Regions from separate parts of the Mus musculus genome. Here region 1 is linked to region 2. A link is a loop called in an ENCODE intact Hi-C map of the cell type or tissue named here. Cell type or tissue: left cerebral cortex. All regions are shown on one strand. Each heading gives the region's core, and the rest is flanking DNA. Links, peaks and the distances in the headings are about the cores only.

Region 1 (9,652 bases), core at 1,084-9,083, 50 kb before region 2:
GGTCTCCAGTCTAGGGTCCATCCCTCACTGTAGGCGTTTGTTTAACACGTTGGCCTTTCCCTCCTCCTCACCCTGGATCTCACGCATGGTACAGACTCTACAAAGACACAGTGAATGCTGTGAATCAATGCAGTAGATTATCTGCAAACGTCCCTTGCGTGTGCTGACCGCTGGAACAAGGAGCTTGACTCCAGCCCCCTGCCCACCCCAGCCTGCGCCTCTGCTCTCTCTCCCCTCTGCAGGCGTGTTCTTTACTTTCCATACCTTCCACCTGGAGAGCGGCCATGACTACCTCCTCATCACTGAGAACGGCAGCTTCTCCCAGCCCCTGAGGCAACTGACCGGCTCGAGGCTGCCAGCCCCCATCAGTGCCGGGCTCTATGGCAACTTCACCGCTCAAGTCCGCTTCATCTCTGATTTCTCCATGTCCTATGAGGGATTCAACATCACCTTCTCAGGTAATGTGTGTGACTGTCCCTGGGGAGAAGAGACCAGGGAGCCATTTCTCTCTCTCTCTCTCTCTCTCTCTCTCTCTCTCTCTCTCTCTCTCAGCTCTTCAATGACCTCAATGCTGCAGGTGAAGATACTTAGCTTAGACACAAGGATGGACTTCACGGGAACAGTCTTGACGTGTGTCAGGAGGCTCATTCTCTGACTCAGGATACACTTTGAACATGCCCCCCCCCCATACACACACACACACACATGGCTGAACTAGAGGAATTCACAAGAGTCCCTTCCTTCTTCAAGAGTCCCTGCTTGACGAATTTCCCATGACTCACTCCTGTTTCACAGCCCCAACAATTATAGAAAGAGATGAGAGTCACTGTATCTGTGTTTCAGTCCCATTCAGCATCTGCATCTACGCTAATCTCAGAGTGATGTATTTTTAGCTCTGGATTTGGGAATCCTGAAAAGAAGGCTCTTTCTTGGCATTTGAAACCTTTACTCCTGTTACCAGCTGTCCCCTCCACCCTCATCCTGAGGTACCCAAGGTCTCCCGCATCAGCAAGACAGAAGGACTGATGGACTCCTCCTTAGCCCAGCTTAGCCTCCTGCTGCCCTCTGAAGTCCCCAGGCCACCAGCCTGAGCTGGCCTGGCCAGTAGGACCCTCCTCCCTACTATACAGAGCACGGAGCATCGAGAGACAGTCACATCCTCACTAAAGACATCACGTATGCCCTTGGCCCATCATTGCCACCTACCCTCCCACTGGGCTTATCATTGGCCACAAAGCCAGCCTTGTTCAGAGAAAACTTCAAGAGAAGCGTTTGGAGTCAGGATCCTAGTGCAAGTTGCTCAAAGCAGGATCACAGATCCTGACTCCCTGAAAATGGCTGGTTGTGTGAAGCTGGTTGGTGCCTGGGGAAATTCCAGAGCACCTGCCAGGCCCAGGTTTCAGGTTCAAGTGGAACCCCAAAGTAGGGGCAGAGGGAGGACTCTCAAAAGTCCTCTGTGGAGCACTTCTCCCAGATTCTGAGCCTCCCAACATTTCTCTCAGCCTGAGCCCTCAGGATGGCTCTCCTTTTCCCCACACTTGTTGGGAGCTAGCACGCTGTAGTCTCGGATTTTTTTCCTCTGGTCCTTTTCCCTGGTGCTGGGGCTGTCCTCAACTGTCTCCAAGACTAACACTCCCACTGTCTTCCTCTGCAGAGTATGACCTGGAGCCCTGCGAAGAGCCCGAGGTTCCAGCCTACAGCATCCGAAAGGGCTTGCAGTTTGGTGTGGGCGACACCCTGACCTTTTCCTGCTTCCCCGGGTACCGTCTGGAGGGCACGGCCCGCATCACGTGCCTGGGGGGCAGACGGCGCCTGTGGAGCTCGCCTCTGCCAAGGTGTGTTGGTAGGTGGTCACGTGCTTTCCTTCTGCTTCCCTTATTGGGCGGGCCAAACTTAGAGCGAGGCGGAGGGCTGCACCCGACCGGGAGGCTCATGGGCCTGGGTTGAGGATCCATACAGTCACACTTACCTGCAGGGGGACCTTGGATGCGTAGTCTAACTACCTCTGTAAGATGCAAAGGAATCTGCTCTATGGCCTGACCTGGCCTTTGCCAAGAAGTTTTGATAGGCTCTGGGTGCAGTTGACCTCAGTATGTCCACCTCCAGCCATTAGCACAGGCTCTAGCTTTCAGATGCCTCTTGCAAAGCAATATGTGTGTGTGTGGGGGGGGTGGCTAGTGGAGGAGAATATATATATATATATATATATATATATATATATATATATATCCTTTACTCAAAAGGACTCTCAATCGAGCTGTGTAGAGCTATCTGCTCTTGGAAAATCCCTAGAAAGACTCTTCACCCAGGGAGGGGGAAGGGCAGGAGCTGTGATCAATTATGATGCACCTAGTATACCCCAGTCGAGCTTCTAGCTCCTGGAGATGAAAAAAGTCCTCACCACAGAGAGAGACTCCCCATCCCTCACCCCACTCAGTGGGGAATCCACCAAGAACACACAGGTGTGTATATACTGTGTAAGCAGAGAAAGTGACGGAGGAAGGCTGCTGCTTTGTGATCGTGGGCAGGAAGGACCCCTCTAGTGAAGGGTGTTTTAGCAGAGATGCAGAGGAGCTGGACATGAGGAGGTAGCATGGAGCAGACCTGAGCCACAAGGCTGCTTGGTTTTTGAGGAACAGCTGAGAAGGCAGCTGGACTGGCAGCTGGGCGCAGGTGGCAGAGGAACTGGAGATGGAGGAAGACAGGGAGTGGGCGGGGCATTGGCACTGGACTGGCCTACATTGCTGCTAGAGTCCAAAAGAAGGTTGATCGGTGCTCTGGGCCCAAAGGGAACAGAAAGTAGGGTGACACCGTAGGAGGTGGGGACAATTGTTACTATGGATGGAGGTCTATTTGCTCAGTGGCCTCAGTGCTGAACCCAATAGAACACAGATGAATCAGTGAAGAACTCACTATGCTCTCAGGTAGCCATGGAGCTCTTAGAAAACATAAGGAACAGATCAGAGCATCATGCGTCCATTAAAACAGAACCCAGCATCACCAACACTCATGAGGTGCTAAGGTTAAGGCTCAGCGGTAGAGAGATTGCATGCAGGTTCTCTAGTTCAGTCATGAAGTGGAAAGGAAGAGAGAGACAGAGACAGAGAGTGGAGAATAAAATAGAGGGAGAAAGAAGACAGGGAGGGGAGAGGCAAGTAGAAGAAAGGAGAGAGCTGGAGCGATAACTCAGCCAGTCAAATGTCTTGCAAGCATGAAGACCAGGGTTCCATCCCCAGCACCCACATAAGAAAGCCAAGCATGGTAGCACACACTTGTAATCCCAGTGCTGAGCAGGCAGAATCAAGTGGATCCCTGGGGGCTGGCTGGCCACCCAGCTGAGCACCTTGTCAAGCTCAAGGTTTACTGGACCCCGTCTCAAAAACAACCCAAAGTGGACAATAGAACTGACACTGACCTCTGACTCCTACACATATACATGCGCAAGTGCACAAACACAACAGGAAAGGAGGAAAGGTAAAGAGGTAGCCCTCACACCTGTGAGGTCAGCCCTGCCCTGGACAAAGCCATGGAGCCCGGAGCTCCGCAGAGGACAACTGCTCAGGCTGGGAGCTGGGCCAGGCCCTACTGAGCAGGCACACAAATCATGGGTCTCTGCTCTGCCAATCACTAAACCATTAGTACCACCAGACCCTTCTGCCTGGCTTCCTCATTGATAAAATGGAGCTAACCACATCTGATGCATTCTGGATGAGGTGACATCGTCCCCATAAAGCCACAGGGAGCCATGTAATTGTCACTCTGCCAATAACATCTTTATCATTTTATTTATGGATTAACGACTTATCATTAGTTTGTCAATAATATTTTACAAATTCAGAAGGGAGAGCAATCAGACAACAAAGCTGCAACAGAATTCGCCCTGGGGGAGGTCCCGTTCAGACCTGACCACCAGCAGCTGCCCTTGCATCTGGAAAAGCCCCTCCATGAGGGCCTTGGAGAGAGTTCGTCTCCAGTGGGGCTTCCCAGGCCCCCCAGATGCTCACCCCGCTAAAGCTCCTGCCTCTCCAGTCTCATTATACCAACTCATCCTTTAACTCATTATTCCAATTACTGTTTGTTCACGACACCGCACAATATTTTCATTATTGCATTTGTCTTCTGTTTCACATGGTATTAATAACACGCAGCGGTTATAATCACCTCTAATTACAACCAGCCCTGCAGCAGAGACTACTGCCAGAGTCATGGCAGGCCTGCCCACCCATGGGGGTGCTTCTGCTTGCCACCTTCACCGTAAGACGTCACTTAGATGATTTAGCCCACTCTATGCCACCAGGAGCATTCCCAGCCACGGAGTGTACAAACAGCCCCGAGCTCTAAAACATGGTGTGACAGGGTGATCCAGCCTCTGACCTCAGGGGCGCCTGCATTTGATGTGGAAGAGACAGCCTTGACCCTGGGAGGGAACCCCAGTCTGCAATAAGAGATGCGGTCCTGTCCTTGGAAGCCCCAAAGTGACGGAGAAGACCTAACCCTCCCCCTCAGGAGCCTCAGACTGATGGATAAAATACAGCCCCTGCCCTTCCTGAGACCTCGTCTGATAGGAGCGGCAGAAGTCACAGATGTCCGAATCAGCAGAGGTTCTTTCTTGGGCATGTGCCTGTTTGCTTCTCTGCAGCGCTGGTTTGTTTCCATTTACACCCATGTTTGGCTTCCTGTGGCGTCTGCTCATCTCCCCTGCCTCTTTGGAAACTCTCCCAGAAGCAAGTGTCACATCCCTTCCTCCTCTTGTCCCTTGTCTTGTACCTAGAACCAAGGCTCTGGCAGGGAGTCAGGACCTTGCCATTGGGCAGGGACTGGCCGCCTCGGAGACACAGCAGTCCTGGGTGTTCTGGGTGAATGGGAAAGACAGGGAAGTCTTGCTAGGCCAGAGATTGGACAAAAAGCTGGAATGCAGGAAGCTGGCGCTGGGAAGACAGTCTAAAGTTCTGCCAGAGACCATGTTTGAGGAAGGCGGCTGTCATGAGCTGGGCAAGGAGCAAGGGGCTTGAGAAGCAGTTGGGGCATCGTGAGCCTGATAGCTAGAACTTTCCCATAAGAACCCTGATAGCCCCAGAGCAGATAGGATACCCAGTGGAGGCGGATAAGCTGCAATCAAAGAGGAAGAGCTACACTGAGTGAATGTCCACCATGTGGGCCACTCCCTCTGTGCTTTCCCCGTTTCATACATCAAACCTTACATGTTCACTCTCCAGTCTCAGAGGATACGGTCCGGATAAAGAGCGCCCAGGGAGCTGCTATAACTTCTCTGCCTCCATTGTGTTAAACTGTGCACAGCCTTCAGCAGCTGCCCAAGCCTCATCCGAGGGCACCCAGGAATTATGCCCTTTAGGAACATGCTTTTGGAGACTGTCAGCAGCTGTGATCCCACTGTGTCCACCCACCTTTCCCCTTCAGTTTTACATCCCAGTTTTACATCCCAGTTTGGCACATTTATCTGATATTGTTCATTGTGCTCACTGGCTGTGTCAAGTACTCAAGGGACCCTGTCTCCATTGAGATAAACAAGGTCCTATCCAAAGTCTTGGGAAACTAAAGCAGAGAATAGAATAGGGGCCAGGGAACAGGGCCCGCTGACAATTAGAAACTTAGTGGTGCTTAGTGGTGACTATGTCTACCTTCAAAGAACTAAGAGTAGTTTTGGGGACAAGCATATGACAAAGACCATAGAGACTCTGTTCTGAAGGTCTCTATGTGCCCTGTGGGTGTCATCTAGCACACTCCTGGCTTAGGGGAACTAGAGCTGGCTAGTGGCCTCTTAGTGGACCTGAAGGTCCTTCCAGCCAAGAGTAAGGACACAGAGAAGCGGCAGGGGAAAGTGGCTGTGCCACCAACCACCGCAGAGACATGCTCCAAACCGCCCATCTGTCCAGACAAGCAATGAGCCTGCCATCTGGACTCCCGTTTCCATCCTTCTGGAACCTGACTATTTTTAGCCCCATGCCTCTTCTGAGATCGGAGTATGGCCACATTCCTCCATTCATCCGTTTACTCAACAAATATTTATCTTACAGATGTGAGCCTTGGAAATGTACAGCTTCTTCAAGCGTGGTCCTGGGCCTCATGTAGCTCAGAATTTGGCTAGGAGATGAATACAAATGACAGGCAAGCAGGGAATAATGTGGCAGGTTCCTTAACACAGGGAGTTACAGAGAGAGCCTCACAATTAGTAATTTTAGAGAGGTCCCCCCCAGCTATGCCCTGCCACCAAGCCTGAGTTAGCCAGGCACTACCCACTTGTAGAAGAGATGGAAGTGTGACAGTTCCCCAAGGAATTATAAGACAGGGAAGGGGGTGGAAATACTAACAACGTAAGGAGAATGTGTGATGCCTTCTATAAACACAGGCCTGAGAAGAGTGGAAAAGACTGTTTCTGCAGGAGAGGAAACACGGTTTCCAGAGGCAAGATGGTTTTCTTGATTGGTGCAAGATGCAGAGGTTTGATAGGCCTGTGCAAAAACTTTCTCAGAGCCTCAGGCCCCTAACACAGGCCCAAGGTGGTAGCATTCCCAGCCCTTCCTCTTAATGTATCGACACTTATGTAAACTAGGAAAGAAGGCTTATACTTGCCTCAATAGTCTGGCATTCATGGCTCTTGCCTGAGACCCTGGTAAAGTGGTTGTGGTGTTTTGCCTGTAAGGGCTAGTGATTATTATTCAGTCTCATTACTTCCTAGTCCCTGTCTTTGAATACTTAAAGTTCTCCTCTTTCTAGGTTTGGCTGTCTCCTTCTCTAACATCCTTCTGTTGCTATGATACCAACAGATGTAAGGGACCAGTGCTTTATAAACTAACGCAGTGAAAGAAGAGGGCATCCAGTGATATGTTTTCTATTTCCACAGAAAAGGGACAAGCAAAGAAAGAAAGATGAAGAAAGCAGGCAGAACTGTAGGCAGGCTAGAGCTGGTAAAAATTTGGTAGGCTGTCCTAGAGAGTGTGGGCAAGCAGACAGCCTCAGCATACCCGTGAAGTTATTATGCAGAGCTTTCTGTGTGAGTGGGTTAATCTGTGGATATTCTAATTGTCGTTCCAGCGGAGTGTGGGAACTCAGTCACAGGCACTCAGGGCACTTTGCTGTCCCCCAACTTTCCTGTGAACTACAATAACAACCACGAGTGTATCTACTCCATCCAGACCCAGCCGGGGAAGGGGATTCAGCTTAAAGCCAAGGCATTTGAGCTCGCTGAAGGAGACCTCCTCAAGGTAATGGCAATTGATTTCCTACGGTGTGTAGGTAACCATGTGCAAAGGGTGATTTCTTCCCCATCCGTCCCTGTGTGCATGGCCCAAAGTCCCCACTTCCCCCTGAGTCCTGGTGGGCATTCTCACCTGGGAGGACAAGAAGACCAACACTTCCCCCTGAGTCCTGGTGGGCATTCTCACCTGGGAGGACAAGAAGACCAAAAAAGGTACGAGGTGTGGGTTAACACTTCTTAGGAACTGTCTGCCCTCACAGATGTATGAGTGGACTGATCAAATGATGGGGAGATGGCTCAGTCAGTAAAGTGCCTGCTGAGGAAGCATAAGGAGTTTGTGTCCACACAGTGTGAAAGCCCATCAGTGTGGAGCACAGCAGTATTCTGGCTGGCCAGCCTAGCCATTCAGTAAGTTTCAGGTTCAGTGAGAGACCCTGCTTCTAAACAATAAGTAGAAAAGTTACAGTGGAAGGCATCTGCCACTGACGCCACCACACACACTCAATACACGAGCACATACCCACATGCACAGACACACAAAACATGTATTTACACATGTAATATATATTATACATATATATATAAATTATATATATTTACACATGTAATACATATAATATATATATATATATATATATATATATATATTACATGTGTGTGTACATACATACACACACACACTTTTTTTAAAAGGTGATGAAGTCAGTTGAACCAGTCAATGGATCAGTTTTTTGGAAACTATGACCTTAAATCAGAACAATTAAGAGCTCACAGAACATGTGTGCATGTCTATGGTATGTATACATACATGTACATACATATATATTACATATGTAGTATATTATGAGAACACATGTATATATGTTGTATACAGTATATGAATACATGTATGTATATATTGTGTAGAGTATATGTAAGTACACATATGTACATGTTAGGTGTATTGTCTATGTACTGTTTGTATAGACATTATGTGCCTCTGTACATATTTTGTGGATAGTGTATGTGTGAGCACATGTATGTCTATTATGTGTGTACATGTTTGGGATATGTAGTATATAAATGTGTGTAAATGTATGTAAATGTGTATATGGTACATGTGTATACATGTTTGGGTATGTACATTCTTATGTTCATTTCCACATGTCTGTGAATGTGTGTCTGGCCTGGTACATCTATTTCACTTGCATCTGCACCGCACATCAGCATGCTTTGTGCACATGTGCTTACATATGCTTTGAGCATGCAGTAGCATCACTGTAACAATGGCCTCTGTGTGTCAATGGGCTGAAGGAAGCAAGCTCATTAGGGAAAGAAATGGCAAGGCTCAGATGATAGAGGGAGTTATTAAGAGCCTGAGAGACATCTGTCTTGGATTTCTTTGTGTGTGCTTAAGTGGCAGCCGCTGATAATGTGTAGGGAATTCGTGTGTGGGTAATAAACAGTTGAACTTGGAGAATGTACTAAAGACCTGCAGTAATAAAATGGATTATATGGAAAGCATTGCCCAGATTTAGTCAGTTTCATCCTAAGCCAAGGAACTTTACTAGCTTATCCTAATACGATTTCATTCTCAGCAGCCAGAGAAATACCGACATGAGGAACATTCAGAACAGCCAAAGGCCATTACTCTGGGAAGTAGAAAGAGGAGCCATTAAATGACTGTCATGTTTATGGACAGTTGGTACACTGACCCATCCCTGGAGTCTGTTCTCTCTCTCTCTCTCTCTCTGTCTCTCTCTGTGTCTCTCTCTCTCCCTCCCCCCTCTCCCTCTCCCTCTCTCTCTCCCTCTCCCTCTCCCTCTCCCTCTCACATACACATGTACTTGCTCACTCACTGTGTAGGTGGGAGTGTTTCTCATGCTTACCTCACTCCTCATAAAATAACTGAAGCACATATAAAATAACCTGGTGGACATTGAGACATGTTGGTGGCTCTCAATACACAACTACACACACACACACACACACACACACACACACACACTTCCCTGAAATTATTGAACCCTCTAGAGCAGTGGCTCTCTACCTGGGGAGGTCACATATCAGATATCCTGCATATCCGATAATTTACATTACAATTTATAGCAGTGGCAAAAGTACAGTTATGAAGTAGCAACAGAAATGATTTTATGCTTTGGGGTCAGCACAACATGAGGAACTGTATTAAAGGACCAAAGCACTGGGATGGTTGCGAACCACTGCTCTAGAGCAAACTTATAGAAACGAGAAAGCAAAGAAACTGGGTTGACATTGTTTGTCCCTTTCCTGTCCTAGCTCTTCCCACAACCCTCAGGACTCTTTAACCTCTTAGAAAGAACTCAGGACATCAATATATAACAAAACTGTTTTAGAACTCAAAGAAACTGGCAGTCATAGCTTCCCAAGTGGGACTCAGAGCTGCCCTGCAATCACAGTCAGCAGGAGTGCCATGCC
Region 2 (9,652 bases), core at 1,109-9,108:
AAATCCATGCTGCCGAGACCACTGTAAACATCAAGAAAAGTGTTCTAGAGAAGGTGTTATCCAAATTCACGCCTAAAGGATGAATAGAAGTAACTGAGAAGAAGCAAGTATCTGAAGGATGGAGTGGTCAAAGCCATGGAAAGATACTAGCAGGCTGGACTTCAGAGGCTCTGTGGACCCTAACGAGCAGGAGGTGTGAAATAGGACATCTTGGATGCAGAGAACACTGAGAGAGAAGAGTGGGTTCTGAAATAGAATGTGGTCCCTTGGGGTGAATGGGGGGATGTTGAAGAAGACTCAGGGCCCAGTGGTGTAGGTCTCTATTCTGGAAGTGTCCGTGTTGTGTCCTCTGGTTCTTTTGTGAGTGCAGGTCTTGGAAAGGACTGGAAGCCAAGCATGAGAGTGATCTTAGTAATCTCAGGTTATCTAAGCGTGCACGGCAGTGGCCAGTCACGGAGCTGCATGACAAAGAGCTGCCAAAAACTGGCAATACTCAAATGCCCAGGTCCTGACTTGGCTGATCTTCCAGAACTCAGAATCTCCGGACTTTCTCTTCTGTCTTCCAACTTCCTGAGCAACTCAAGCTGGGGGATTCGTGGATTCTGTATTCATGGATTCAGTCAATCCTGGACCAAAAATTCTGGGTGTGTGTGAGGGGTGGAATCACATCTGTACTGGACATACACAGACTTTTTTCTTGTAACTATTCCCAATCAATATTGTATAATAGCTATCTCCATACTATATATTAAGTATTAGAAGTAATCTACAGATGGTTTAACATACACCAGAGATCATATGGGTTATGTGCACCATTTTTACACAAGGGACTTAAGCATCACGGATTTGAGTATTCATGCCTGGGAGAATGCCTGGAACAAGTCCCCTCCGGGATACCGAGGGGACCTGGACATAGTAACTTGTCCTCACAGCATCTTCTGTGCTATCTTCTGGCCTGGCATTTCCAGTCTATTCTTGAAGGTCCATGGAATATTAATTGGTACTAAAAAAAAAAAAAACAAATGTGCATGGCCCTGTTGGAAAGAGGCTTGGTGGAGGCCAACCTAAGCAGATTATCTGTAATGGTAGTGCAGCGTCTGAGAGTATTCCAGATGCTCACACTCACAAATTCAAAATGTGTCCGGTAAGTCCCACTTTCCAAACGTATTTGACCAGGAATGACTTTTTTTTGAGGCCATCTCAGGAGACTGGCATTTCATGGAGCAAATGTTAGCAATTGCTGGGATGAGCAATAGAAGCAAGAGACGATTCCCAGCATACAGAGGGAGGGTGTGGAAGATTCCCAGGCACTCTCTTGGGGAAGGAGCAACATGAATAATTAAAGCACACATGCAGTGCGTGTTCTCTGACTGTGCCCATGCTGACAGAGATGTTTTAAGACAGGATCCCAAATAAGCATCCCACAGATCTGCACCATCCGAACTCCTCTGTGTCCTCATGGTAGCCCCACAGGATGGTCCCTAGGCACTCTCCTGTGTGAACCACCTAAGTAAGGCTCACTCCTGCAGCTCTGTCGTGCATTGGCCAGGCCCAGCTCCCAGGAGTCAGAGTCATCACCATCCTTCAAGGTTTGTCTCCAAAGCTGCTGCCTCCTAATCTCCCTGTTATGAATTAGTTGCTGCAGCCTCTGGCTCCCCCAAGCATCTCGCTTCTGTTTCTCTAGCGCCAGCCAATACCTCCTGCCCATCTTGAGTGGCATCTCCTTGGCATCACACATCTCTCTTAAAGTATGAAGGCTAAGCAGACCTCTCAGGCTCCCTGGAATCCATGTATGCAGCAGGTGTTGTTACACATGAAGTCATGATCACATGAGAAGGGCTGGGGTGGTGGGGTGTCCCTGATACCAAGTGTTTCCTTAGGCAATCTCATGCTGGTCAGAGCAATCACAACTACCTAGCCCGGGGTTCCAGAAAGGCCATGACAACCTGGCCCCCTGTGCTCTGAGTACACTGGAGGTTCAGGAAAGGTCACCCTTTCTGTTGCTGTCATCAGTTAGCAAATACCAGGACTCCTCTCTCGGGAGAGGGAATAGCTTACCACACATGAACCTGGTAGTGCATGTTTGATGAGGGATTGGGCAGAAATGCCAGGCACGATTAGCACAAGCTGCTTGGCTTTATTAAGTAAACATGACTGTGCAATAGCTAACATCCTGTCAGTACCCGGAGGATCTAGCCTTTCCCTGGAGGCTTTAGCAAGCTGCTCAAATCCAGGAGCACTCAAGAGAGAACCTGAGACCCACAAGAGTTGAGCGGGCATCGTGATCTCAGCCATCTACAGAGCAGGCGGCAGCTAAGCTCCCCACTAGATCATCTCTTAAGAGTTTTGACAGAAACGTGTTGCCACAGACACTATTATTAATCCACGCTGCAGGTACAGGCTGTGTGGATTCTTACACAAGGTCACAGAGTTAATAGGCAGCAGAGTCTAGATCGAAACCCGTGCGTCCAGGATTCCCAAACCTGGTGCTTAATCACTGCATTTCTGTTGCCTAGCATATAAATAACCTTTCTGAGTGTGGCCAGAACTGCAAGCTGTTTTTCTCCCAGGGAATCATTTACATATGTACAACACCCCGTGACACTGGGGATGAAAGCTAAGTCTGTTTTTAATTGGGAAGGCAGAAGATAATTCTTATTTGACTTTCTAAATAAGTCCAGCGAGTGTCAAACGATGATGATCTGTTCATTCATTCATTCATTTATCCAGCAAATATTTACTAAGCACTGTGGCAGGCTGAGTCCCGAGGACTCTGGGGATGGAGTGATGAGCAGAATGGTCTCTGTCAGTTGAGAGATGCCGGGGGATGATATTGACAAGGAAGGGGCAAACAAATAAATTAGGAAGATTGTTACAGATTGTCCTGGGACAAGAACAGAACAGGATACTCTGATGAAAACGGCAGTGGCAGCAGGGAAGGTTAAGGCTGAGACCAGAAAGGGGATAAAGGAGACCTGTCTAAAAAGTGGTCTGGAGCTAAAAACTGAACATCAAGGTGGAGCTGGCATAGGAGACTTGCTTCGGGTTCATTCCAGACAAACAGAAGGTGTGCAAAGTCCTGTGATGGGGAAGGGGGAGGGGCATGAGCAGACCATGTGGGGAGGTGTATAGAACTGTGGCCGGAACATAGTGATAGAGCATCGTTTTAAAGTGAATAAAAATAAGGGATAGTTTTAGCATCCTCAAAAGGGGGGAGCTTGAGATAGGATGGCAGCCAGGCATGGAGGCATAAGGCTGTGGCCCTGGGTAACCCAAGGAGGCTGAGGCCTTGGGAGGTCAAGGTCAAGGATTGCCTGCACAACTTAGTAAGATCCTGTCTAAAAATGTAAAATGTTCAAAACAAAGCCATGGTGAAGTATTTGCCTAGCTCGAAGAAGCACGAGGTTCAACTCTCAGATCGTTTTCTCAAAAGGGAAAGAGGGGGGCAGAAAAGTAGAAAGACAGAAGGAGCAACAAAGGGAGGGAGACATAAGAAGGAAAGAGAAAGGAAGATAAGGAGATAAGACACCACAGAGCGAGCTTTGACAGAGTGTTCTGTCAAAGACTCCAGTCCTTCAGCCTTTGTGGTCCATGTGGCGTGGTACAACTCACTTTCTTCCTTCAAAGCATGAAAGCGGGGTGCCATGTAAACAAATGGCCATTGCTTGTGTCTCAATAAAACTTTATTTGTGGAAATAAGCGCAGAGGCAGATTTACCTGTGGGCTATAGTTAGTCAGCTACTGCCTTTGGGGTTGTGGAATCAAAGGTAGCATGCCACGCAATCCCAGATCTTGTACTGAGTGATGATGGCAACAGGCTCCTGGGGCTGCCACTCCTTGGCCATGGCCACTGAAGTGCTTCTGGTGGCAAAGCAGAATGGGTGCATCTCCCCCAGACGTTGGAAGCCATCGACAGACCGACCAGAATCTATTGGAGGCCCCATGCCTTTGTGTAAAAGCCAATGTGAATTGTATACACTGGGCCATAGCAGATCCTTCGGTTGGACTATAAAGTAAAAGTCTCCCGATTGTGGGCTAGGGAGCTGTAGGTAAATCACAGGATCTCCAGAAAATCCCTGCCTCTGGGTTCTGCAGAGCAAATGCTACAGGGACAGGTTCTGCCATCTGCTCAGGGTTGGGGTGACAGCTAGGGCATGATGGTTGCCTCAGTCCTTCCTCTGCCCTTGTCAGTGGCCACTGTCACCTCCCTGCCTCTGTCACCAGCTGTAGCAACAGCACCATCCTCCTTGTCCCATGACTCACTGACAGTGATGTTATGCCACCACGTAAGCTGAATTTCTTTGGGTCATGCTCCCTCCCTCCTTCCCTTCCTCCCTCCCTCTCCCTCCCCTCCATCCCTCCGTCCCTGCCTCCCTCCCTCACTCACTCACTCCTATTATCGTTTATTCCTTCCTTCCCCCCTTCTATTCCCCGCTTACTCTATAAACCCACTCCCTATTAGACTTAGTTAAGCACCATTTCACAAACCTCTCCTCCATTGCTGAGCCCCACCCCCACTTTTTCACACGTATGTATATGTTATTTATATGGCATGCATGCATAAATGCGTGTTCTCACGTATGGATGTCTGTGCATATCTGGCTTGGTTTGGAGGCCAGGGTTTGATGCTGGGTGTCTTCCTGGTTCATGCTACATTTTTCTTGCTGAGAATCGTCCCTGCACCCAACGCATCCCAATTCAGTCATCATAACTAGGCAGCTTGTCTCAGAGATCCCCTGAGCCCACTTCCCAAGTGCTGGGGCTCTAGGCCAGCTGCCATGGCTTTCCCAAGGGTTCTCTGCTCCTTGTGCTCTTGCACCCAAGTCGTCTGCCCAGCCCCTGTTCTGAGATTTTAATACAGACCAGCCGCTCAGGTTGATTTTGAGCTCAGTTCTGCCACTGGCTACAAGTATCTGATTTTTTTCCCTAAACATGGTGCAGGTCTAAAGGGTCCGTGGCTCCTTTGACATAGGGAGAGACCTGACCTCAGCAGACTCCCTGGGACCCTCATGGGCAACCCTAGCAGGCCAACCCCAAATCCTTCCCAAACTCTTTTGCTTAGATCTGTGGAGTTCAAACTGTATTCCCCTCATTCAAACTGATCATGGCATGAGATAGCAAAGCTTTGTCTGGGGAACAACGTTAGTATTTGTAAACGTGATTCATTTCTGCACTCATAGCAATGCAACCAAACTTCCAAAATGCATCTGCTGCTACTAAATCAGTGGTTCTCAGCCTTCCTAATGCTGCGACCCTTTAATGCAGCTCCTCTTGTGGTGACCCCAACCATAAAATGATTTTGTTGCTACTTCATAACTGTAACTTTGCTACTACTATGAACCATGATGTAAATATCTGCTATGCAGCCCCAGAGGGGTCGTGACCCACATGTTGAGAACCACTGTGTTAGCTGCCCAGTGGTCACAGTGAGGTATTGGTCCAGTGGTGACAGTGATGTAAATGGGTCAGGCTGGTGGATACAATGACATAGCTCTATTAGTGGTCACTGTCAAGGGCATGATGATCAGCAGAGCTGATGAGCTGTGAGCCTGGCTGACAGGCAGACACTGTCACCTCCCTCTTCTGTTCTCTTGCCTCAGTGTCCACCGCAACCTCCTGCAATGACCCGGGAGTCCCGCAGAATGGGAGTCGGAGTGGTGACAGCTGGGAAGCCGGTGATAGCACAGTGTTCCAGTGTGACCCAGGCTATGCTCTGCAGGGGAGCGCAGAGATCAGCTGCGTGAAGATCCAGAACCGATTCTTCTGGCAGCCCAGCCCGCCCACGTGCATCGGTACAGAGCAGCTTCAGGCATCTGCTCCTCTCTCCAGTCTTGGGGTTGTGGGCACCAGGCTCCTCTACACAGTAGGCAGCTAGCTGCCTTTTGAGCCTGGGGCCAGGAGAATGGTTCAGCAAAATGATGCAGAAAACCCAGTTTTCCTATACACACTCATGCAAACATGCACACACAGTCACAGACACACAGACAGACACAGGTACACACAGGTACACACGCACACACACAAATACACACACACACACGCACATCCCATGAACTTTTAAAAAATTATCTCAGAGAGTTCTGAGCCAGGCAGATCTGTCCTCTTGTCTCCAGCCTATTGTCTAAGTTGAATTCCAGGTCAGAAGATCAGCAGATTCCAGGGGCAAAGGAAAGACACTTTTCTCCCTCTCCCAGGGAATTGCTGACTGCCTGGATTAGGGTTCCTGCGATCTACCCTTTGTCTTAAAATCTCCCCATTCAACAGATCAAGGCTCTTAATAATAACAGTAGTAATAATAATACTCACATGCCCCAGGTGCCCACATGCCCCAGGAGCCCACATGCCCCAGGTGCCCACATGCCCCAGGTGCCCACATGCCCCAGGTGTTCACATGCCCCAGGTGTTCACATGCCCATGTGTTCAGTTCTTCTGTTCCCCGAGTGAAATGATGAACTCAGTTGATTCCTGTGCCCATGGCTGGTGGACACAGAAGAGTAGAGAGACCAGCCAGGCAGCAGTGGTGCCCACTTTTAATCCCAGTATGCAGGAGGCAGAAGCAGGCAAATCTCTTAAGTTTGTGGCCAGCCTGGTCTGCAAGATGGCCAGGACTATGTATACAAAGAGACCCTGTCTCAAAAGGGGGGCGGGGGGGAGAGGAACGATGACGATGGCCACTGAGTCCGAATGTGTGCTGGGCTCACACTAGAAGTTTGCTTAGATAACCCCATTTAGCTTTTCCCTGCAGCTCCCTGAATTTAGTACCATTCCCTCATTATAGCTACAGAAACCAAAATAGAAAAATTTGGATATCTTGTCCCAAATTGCAAAGCTAAGAAACACAAGAGCCAAGATTCCCGCCCACGCCAGGCTGAGCACAAAACCCCTGCTTTCCCACCACCAATGCGTCCTCCCTGCTAGAGACAGACTTAGGGGACTTCCTGAGACCTCTCCCAGCTGTGTTCACCCTGGAAGGTTCCACGGTAAGGGCCACCCTGATATCTGACGTCTGACCTTGACTTGCCCCAACTCTAGGATGTGGTTCTGAAAGCAAGACATTGGATCCAGTTCCTTGGTGGAAATGGGGTTAGCTCACGAACCAAAGAGACCCTGGAGCCAACTCAGTGTTGTGGAGAAGTGGGGTGTGCAGACAATCAGACCCAAACATGGGCTGAGGATCTGTCATTCACTGTGGAAATTGTTCAAGTCTTAGCCTGGGATCCTCGCCTGTGAGGGGAAAAATGCACATTTCCCTGGTGGCATAGTAGAGAGACAAGATACCTAGGCCTCATCTCCTCAGATGCTTGTCCCCCTTCCTTTCTGCCCCCAATGCCCTTCTTTGTTCCTATTTCAAATCCTTGTGCTCCCTTCCTCGCAGTGAACCGGACTCCAGTGGTGGGGATGCGGGATGGGGAGTGGTTCTGTTGAGAAGCACCCAGAGGCCTCTGTGTCCCCTCTCAGTGTCCCCTGTCCCACAAGGCTGTGACCCTCTTAATATACTTTCCAGAAAAAGTAAGTCCTTGCACCAGCACCCTGCGAAGGAAGAGCTGGGCTGGGCCGGGCTGACAGGCTGCAGCTGGGCATTGAGCAGGCCAGTGAGGTTAATTCAGCTTTCATGGCACACACTTCTGCACATGGCCTCGGGGAGGGCGCCTCCTCTCACAAACAGATTGGAAATCCCAGCGATGAGCCCCTCGTTTCCAGCTCCTTGGCAGTCTGCCATGAACAGAGCTAGCTGGCCCTGATGGCCCTGCCTTACAGGAGAGAAACAAAGAGAGGAAGCAAATATTTGTCAAACGTTGTCTGTGATGGATGCCAGGCTAGCTCTAGCCCCATTCCCGGTGAAGTCAGCACATGAGCTTAGAACTCTGGTTCCTGGGTTTGAGTCTGGCTTCTCCACAAGGGGTGTTAGGGGTCATCTGGGCAAAAGTCATGTCAAAGCTGAGGTGTGAAATCCTGAGCCCCCACCCCCATCCCTGTCCCCATCCCGGATGCAGTGAGCTGCCTGGGATGTTAGAGGCTGAAGGAGGTCCTTGGGAAAAACAGCTTGCTGGATCCCTGGGTACCCTATCCTCCCCATCTGTTGAGAAGTCCACCAGCACAGGAGAGGGTGGCCACTGTGGACCCTCAGGAGGAATCGCAGCACATTGGTCCTGATGAGGGGCATGCTCATCCTTAGGCAAGGAGTAAAGCTGGAAGGCATCTGGGATCCAAACAGATGCCAGCAGAGCTGGCAGCCAAGGAGACCAATAGTGCTTGGCAGGCAAAGATGATGGTGTTTTCCACTCGCTGTGATATCCTGCACAAGGAAGATGCAGTAAACACCCACGAGGCTTTCCTGAATTCATAAGACAGTGAGAAGATGGCACATACTTCATATTCCTGAAAGACGACGGTGACACCATTTTGACCATGAGACCTCTCCACTAAGCATCACAGACACCCCCTAAGGGAGACATCACCTCCTTTTAACACAAGAGAAAAATATGCAGGTTAAGTAATTTCCCTAAGGTCACAGCCAGGAAGAACCTGGTTTTTGTTTTTTTGGTTTTTTTCTTAAGATAATTTATTGAGAGCTGAAGATTCAGCTCAGTTGATAAGAGTGCTTACCTAGCATACACAAAACCCTAGGTACCATCTTCAGCATCATGCCAGATGAGGCATGGTGGCAAACCACCTGTGATTCCAACACTCGGGAGGCAGAGGCAGAGATTAGGAATTCAAACTCATCCTTCACTACACATGGCAAATTAGAGACCAACCTTGGCTACACAAGACCCTGTCTCAACATCAGCAACAACAATGGGCTTTTTATTTGTGTTTTGTTTTATTTTTTCCCCCTGAGGTGAAATGCACATCGTATAAAATGGCCTATTTTTAAGTGACCAAGTAAAGGGGACAGACTTTTCCTCGCCTTCTCTCCTCAGCTCCTTGTGGGGGAGACCTAACCGGGCCATCAGGAGTCATTCTGTCACCAAACTACCCAGAACCCTACCCACCAGGCAAGGAGTGTGACTGGAAAGTGACCGTCTCTCCAGACTACGTCATCGCCCTGGTATTTAACACGTATGTACCTTTCCCGGGCTGGGACACCAAGGGGTTTGAGACCTCCGGGATTGAGGACCTGGGTGGCCAGGCTAGTCCTCACAGGTGTGTGGCAGAGTTCTCAGGTCCAAGGGTAAGAGAGTCAGAGATGAGGGGTGGGGCTCCAGCATCCACTGAATGTCTTCTCTGCCCCGGGACCTGTGTCTGCAGGATTCTTGCAATAGTTTCCAAAGCAGCTAACACTCTTTCTCTTACACTTTTGCGGCTGCTAAACACAAAGGAGCCCTAACCTGGGTCTCCATGTCCTAACACATTGGCTGGCCCTTTCCCCAGTGCCTCCCTCCATCCTGAAGCTTTGCAGGTCTCCGTGACCTTTCCACCTAACCCGTGCACTCACACCTTCATTCCATTCCCAGGCAGTTCTCCATAGATCTGCCCTATCCCTTCCCTGCTTCCTCCCTCCAGTGGCCTTCCGGACTACTTAAGCCTGGCTACTACCCCAACAGACCCATTAGGAACTTTTCTGATAAAAGACTCCAGCATGGGCTGGGGAGGTGACTCAGTCAGTGTTTGCCACACAAGTCTAAGTCTCTCAACTTAAAAGGTCAGG

The links. Peaks named below come from ENCODE experiments on the same cell type or tissue, not always from the same donor. Only the 100,000 strongest peaks of a DNase experiment are listed, where the experiment ranks them.
Region 1: a loop joins it to region 2, with 4 times the contacts of the local background. A loop is called at or near these places in 2 of 42 quality-filtered maps.

The regions. Positions count from the first base shown.
Region 1 is chr4:128,393,248-128,402,899 of GRCm38, forward strand. Csmd2 (CUB and Sushi multiple domains 2) reads left to right here. Exons shown (of 71, transcript NM_001281955.1): 20 at 243-458; 21 at 1,655-1,843; 22 at 7,054-7,223. Among named protein-coding and RNA genes, the nearest start is that of Gm33656, 130 kb to the right of the region's middle. In left cerebral cortex, for the core only: no CTCF peak of the experiment used is centred there; DNase peaks (open chromatin) are centred at 2,717, 4,804, 5,915 and 6,979; H3K27ac peaks cover 1,197 bases.
Region 2 is chr4:128,443,487-128,453,138 of GRCm38, forward strand. It overlaps Csmd2 (CUB and Sushi multiple domains 2), which reads left to right. Exons shown (of 71, transcript NM_001281955.1): 27 at 5,601-5,792; 28 at 8,925-9,063. Among named protein-coding and RNA genes, the nearest start is that of Gm33656, 84 kb to the right of the region's middle. In left cerebral cortex, for the core only: no CTCF peak of the experiment used is centred there; DNase peaks (open chromatin) are centred at 1,456, 2,276, 2,515, 5,784 and 3 more places; H3K27ac peaks cover 4,710 bases.